Linked DNA regions of Homo sapiens: region 1 is linked to region 2. A link is a loop called in an ENCODE intact Hi-C map of the cell type or tissue named here. Cell type or tissue: right lobe of liver. All regions are shown on one strand. Links, peaks and the distances in the headings refer to the core of each region. The heading gives the core; the rest is flanking DNA. Region 1 has its middle 22 kb from the start of LINC01671. Region 2 has its middle 38 kb from the start of LINC01668.

Region 1 (2,909 bases), core at 235-2,734, 230 kb before region 2:
CCATGTGTGCATGCACATGTGCATGTGTGTGCATGTGTGTGCACGTGTGCGTGTGTGTGCGTGTGTGTGCGTGCATGTGTGTGCACGTGTGCGTGTGTGTGCATGCATGTGTGTGCATGTGTGTGTGCGTGTGTGTGCACGTGTGCGTGTGATCTCCAACTGGTTCTGTTCCTCTGGCTGAACCTGGAGGATGCATCGTCTTTCTGCATTGTCTACCTGTTTTACAGGGACCTGCCTTATCTTTAAAATCAGAAGTAATTAAGTTCATTTTAAAAGTCAAGGCGAGTACCAAAAAGAATGTAAACACTCTATTCCAAGGCTGTTTCTTCCTGGGACAGTTGTATTTTTAACACATTTTCCCAAGAGTTGCTGCAGCCACTCTGTGTGAGCCCCGCATCCTACCACAGCCTTAGGGACAGCAAGGTCACCAGCTCTAGAAGCTCTGCCTTCAGAACGGCCCACTCTGCAGCCAGCCCCATGAAGACACCTCTTGGGTGCCTGGTGTTGTAAAATTTACCCAAATCCAGAGCCATGATTCCAAACCTGATGGTAGAAGAGCAGCATTCATTTGCTTGTTCATTCATTCAGCACACTCGTATTGCCAAGCCCTGAGAATAAGCGCAGGGATACGGTAATAAACCGGGAGAGCCAAATCGGCCCCATGGAGTCGAGTCTAGGGGAAGCAATAGACGACTAACAAAGGAACAGTAAACAGTCTGGGGCAGGAGCGGGGGGTGTATGATTGTGTATTGACGGTCGTCTTCGAGGATGGGATAAGGGTGTGATGGAATGAACCCTGCAGATCTAAGGAAAGGCCATTCCAGACCCTAGAGGAGGTCCAGGAAGGAAGTTCAGGAGCACAGGCCACAGAGGGTCACTGATTTCACCAATTTCACCAGGATCAGGGTTTTCCATACCACTAAGGCTGGAGGGACAAGGGACAGGAGCGTGAAAGGAGAGGCGAGGCTGGTGCCCCAGGAAACCCAAGCCTGGTCTCAGGCTGGTGAAGAGGTGGATGATGGAGCGAGTGGGGAATGAGTGGTCCCAGTGGCCGGAAAGCTTGCTGGGGGCTGATCTGGACAGATGGGAGGTGGGTGAGGTCCTGGGAGCGGAGGTTCTGGAGACCGGCGGGCATGGCCAATGATGAGCCCTAGGACGTGACTCTCACAATGGGGACTGAAGGGGTTGGAGGGAGGTGCCGTTGGAAAATTGCAGTAAGTGAGAAGAGTCAGAAATGGGAGGACCAGAGGGAAAGCCACTTCTCAGAGAAGAGTAACAGGTTCAACTTTGGTCCAATAATCACAATTTAGAGCTGACAGCAGCTTCAGAGGCCATGTGACAGATAAGGAAACTAAGGCCCCAAAAGCAGCCGTGGAGACCAGACCCAGGGGTTCCGGCCACGGCTCTGTGCCTTTTGTAAAGGCAGCCTATGTCTGCACTCACCTGTGCTCTGGCCCAGGCCGGCCCTGCACTTCGATTGCCGGGAGCCCTGCACGCGGAACTGTGTCTGCAGAAGCTCCTTTTGGCACCTGGGAGGGCACCTCTCATCAGTACTCCAGGACCTCGGCCATCGCCACGGACCGCAGGGTGAACGCTGGGTGGGCTGTACCATGGCCTCGGCCACCGCCTGCAGATCCAGGCTCCCTGCAGCCTGCTGGGCTGGTGGCCTCAGGGGACCGGTGAGCTGCGTCTGCCTGGGCTCCCGAAAGGCCGCTCCCAGATTTTGATTTTGCTTTGTTACCTAGAACCCAGGCCCTCTGTTGCCACAAGAGGGCCCCCCAGCCCCGGCTCACTGAGGCCCTCCCCGTGGAGGAGCGTATCCTGTCCGGTCCGCAGCTCAAATATCCAGAGATCGGGAGACCCCGGCCCTGGCCCCACCCCCGCCCCAGCTGGGCCACACTGCCCCCTCCACCACACCCCGGCAAGCCCCTCCTGGGGCTGCACTCAGTCCTGGGTGTCAGAGGGTCCTCTGGCTTCGCTTGTCACATTTAATGACAAATCAGAAATCAAATGTATCCAGAGCCAGCCTGGGCTTTAGGATAGAAGGGGAGGGCAGGAGTGGGGGCTCCGGGGACAGGGGCTGGCCGAGGAGGGAGGATGGGGGCAAGAGGATATTCGTGGGGCACCCACTCCCCACCCATCCGCCACCCCCTCCTCCCAGGGCTCCTTCTGAGGCCTCGCTGTCCCCGCCTTTTAGTAAAAAGTGGAGAAACAGCCTCACAGGGTGACCTGCTTCAGCTCCCAAAGCCATGCTGTGGCTGACCAGGGTCAGGACCCAGGTACCAGGTCCACGGCTCAGGGGTGGGAGCCAAGCCTCACTCGACTCCACGCTCAGGGCCGGGACCCAGGCCACAAGCCCGACCTTTGTCCTTTCCTCGAGCTTGCTGGGAAGCCTAGACTCACCCAAATCCAACCCAAAAAAGGCTGCAACAAACCAGCCTTGCTTGTGATTTCGTTTTATGATTTTCTTTTCACATTTTCTTACTATGGGAATTCTCATGGGTACATAAAAATAGACAGCTTAATATGCACCATATCCCATCCCTCAGCCTTGACAGTTGTCAACAGCCTGCCTTTCCTGCTTCAAATCTACCATGTAAGCCTTCATTTTATCTCATATGGTTTGCTTTTTTTTTTTTTTTTTTTTTTTTGAGCTGGTGTCTCACTCTGTTACCCAGGCTGGAGTGCAGTGGCGCCATCTCGGCTCACTGCAACCTCTGCCTCCCAGGTTCAAGCGATTCTCCTGCCTCAGCCTCCCGAGCAGCTGGGACTACAGGCTCACACCGCCATGTCTGGCTAATTTTTGTATTTTTGTAGAGATGGGGTTTCATGATGTTGGCTTCACAATGTTGGCCAGGCTGGTCTCAAACTCCTGGACTCAAGTAATCTGCCTGCCTCAGCCTCCCGAA
Region 2 (2,909 bases), core at 190-2,689:
GACGGAGTCTTGCTCTGTTGCCCAGGCTGGAGTGCAGTGGCACAATCTCAGCTCACTACAACCTCCTCCTCCTGGGTTCAAGCAATTCTCCTGCCTCAGCCTCCTGAGTAGCTGGGATTACAGGCACCTGCCACCACGCCCAGCTAATTTTTGTATTTTTAGTAGAGATGGGGTTTCACCACATTGGCCAGGCTGGTCTCAAACTCCTGACCTCAGGTGATCCACTGGCCTTGGCCTCCAAAAGTGCTGGGATTGCAGGTGTGAGACACTGCCCCTGGCCCCAATCACTTCTTAAACTTAATCTCTACATTGGGGATCAATTTCTAAATGGGTTTGGGAAAGGACAAGCATTCAAACATAGCAGGTTCTTTTCCTCAACAATAAATTCCCATCTTCATTTTATTGGGATCTCACTGTCTGAGCTCTTTATTCTCTTTTCCCCAGGAAGATTGTGCTTGAGAAACAATCATCAAGTCTGTTGGTCCACATCTCCCGCGCACTCCCTGGATACCCCCAACAGGCCAATCCATCAAGCCACAGCTCAGTTTCCAGGGCTTTAAGAGAAGCAGAAGAAACGCTTCCACAGTCCTCATTGTGTGCAGGGAATGAGCATGAGTTATGGGGGCTCCTCAATGCTGAGCCTAGCCACCCCACTGCTGCATCCCCACAGCCCTTCCAGAGGGTCTCTATCCCTCCTTATCTAAGAGCAAATCCGGGCTCCATGTCACTGAGTGCTTACTCATCCCCAGGAAGAGGCAGTTGTTGCACTACGGGGTTTTTTTCTGTAATAAATGTCCTTTATTTTATCAGAGCATGGCACTGAAAGAAAAGAAATCAAATGTATAACTTGCAAACCAGTGGAGTGAGGAAAAGAGGAGGAGGTGCGTAAAACACAACCAACCCAAAAGAAGGGGGTTGATGCCAGTTAAAAAGTGGATGCAGTAAAAAGAAAATACGAAATAAGTTGGGAAAACTGAGTCAAAATATACTAGAATTCTATTTCATATAAATAATGTAGTCAGTTAAAAGACAGACTTCTTAAAGTAAAAGAAAAAAATCCAGCCATCTGCTGTTTACAAGAGACATACCTAAAATATAATGAAAAAAGGAGGACTAAGAAAAGAGTTGGGGAAAATATACCAAGAAAATACGAAATCAAAAGAAAGCTGTTGTCACAATTTTGATATCACACAAAAGTGACTTTGAGACAAATAGCTTTATTAGGGATAAAGAGGGTCCTGGCTTAGTAGTAAAAGGAAGAATTTTTGAGGAAAGGCAAACTTTGAACCTATGAGCCACCAAGTAAATGTTTTCAAATATGTAAAACCTAAATTCAAAAAGTTAATATATTTTCAACTTCTTCCATTCCTCTTCCTTCTCCTTCCTCACTCTCTCCTTCTCTCCCTTCCTTAATAATTTAGTTTAAAATCTATTAGACTGAGCAAGGTGATGGTGGGCCCCCTGGTGGCATGAAGCGCAGCAGCAGGAGGAGGGGCAGCATCACAGGCCTGGAGTAGGTGTCAGAGTCCAGGTGGTGGAGGGGCCAGGATGGCAGACCAGCGTAGGATGGTAGGGTGGCAGGGCCCAGCTGGGCACTATGGACCAAGTTGTATCCCTCAACATTCAAATATTGAATCCCTATGTGACTACATTTGGAGATGGGGCTTTTAGGAGGTAAATAAGGAAGGTTCCATGAGGTCATAAGGGTGGGACCCTCATCTGATAGGACTGGTACCCCTCTAGGAGAGAAGAAGAAAGTCTATGTGAGAACACAGCATGAAGGTAGCTGTCCACAAGCCAGGAAAGGAGCCCTTACTGGGAACCCGACCAGGCCAGCACCTTGATCTCAGACTTCTTGCCTCCAGAAGCCCCAATGCAATGAGGAGGTATCCACGGGACCTGGCCCCAGAATTGTCCTGGTGCAGAGTTCCAGATCCCAAAAGGGATGAGGAGAGTTTACTTATGGGGACAGCAGTGGCCCACAGAGTGCCAGGACCCGAGAAGAGTGGTCAGGACATCCATGTTAGGAGGTGGGTCATCCACTGGAAATTGGTCAGACACTGGGGATTGATACAATAGTAAATACACTGATGATAATGGGAACCAGGTTTCTCACTGTTGGAAAAGGGAGTCACAAATCTGGAAAGGGAGAAAATGAGAATGCGCTCCATGGGGTTGGGTCGGAGGAACTGGTGTGCACTCATGGTCTTCAATATAAGTACAGAAATAGATCCGCATAGAAATGTGTGTATTAATATGCTTGTTTCCTTGCTCTGTCCACTGAGAAGGCCTTAGACCTCAACAGTAATGAATACACCTAGAGCTCAGATCTTGGTTTCTAAATACCATTCTCCAATATATAAAATCAGGGCTCCCTGGAGAAATGGCTGATTGTAGAGCTTGGGCAGGAAAGGTACAAAATAAGCCTGAAATCTTTTTTTATAGAAACAAGGCAGTGCTCAAAGAATGATGGGACATGTCAAAAAACAACACAGGGGAAAAGAGGTGGAGCAAGATGGCCAAATGGAATCCTCCACCAATTGTCCTCCCAAATTTAACAATGATCTACACAAAAAAGCACCTGCATAAGAACTAAAAATCAGGCTGGGCACGGTGGCTCATGCCTATAATCCCAGCACTTTGGGAAGCTGAGGTGGGTGGATCACCTGACATCAGGAATTCAACACCAACCTGGCCAACATGGCAAAACCCCATCTCTACTAAAAATACAAAAACTAGCCGGACGTGGTGGCAGGCGCCTGTAATCCCAGCTATTTGGGAGGCTGAGGCAGGAGAATCATTTGAACCCAGAAAGTAGAGGTTACAGAGAGCCAAGATCAAGCCACAGCACTCTGGCCTGGGTGATAGTGTGGGACTCCATCTCAAGAAAAAAAAATAATAATAATAAT

Evidence for each region. Hi-C counts contacts between places; a loop is a spot of excess contacts. Peaks named below come from ENCODE experiments on the same cell type or tissue, not always from the same donor. Only the 100,000 strongest peaks of a DNase experiment are listed, where the experiment ranks them.
Region 1: a loop joins it to region 2, with 5 times the contacts of the local background. A loop is called at or near these places in 91 of 110 quality-filtered maps.

Annotation. Positions count from the first base shown.
Region 1 is chr21:42,591,661-42,594,569 of GRCh38, forward strand. No RefSeq gene overlaps it. Among named protein-coding and RNA genes, the nearest start is that of LINC01671, 22 kb to the right of the region's middle. RefSeq lists enhancers at 1-2,552, 1-540. In right lobe of liver, for the core only: CTCF peaks have their summits at 1,771 (motif pointing right) and 1,977; DNase peaks (open chromatin) are centred at 1,771 and 2,311; H3K4me3 peaks cover 606 bases; H3K27ac peaks cover 807 bases.
Region 2 is chr21:42,816,967-42,819,875 of GRCh38, forward strand. No RefSeq gene overlaps it. Among named protein-coding and RNA genes, the nearest start is that of LINC01668, 38 kb to the left of the region's middle. In right lobe of liver, for the core only: a CTCF peak has its summit at 1,467 (motif pointing left); a DNase peak (open chromatin) is centred at 1,495.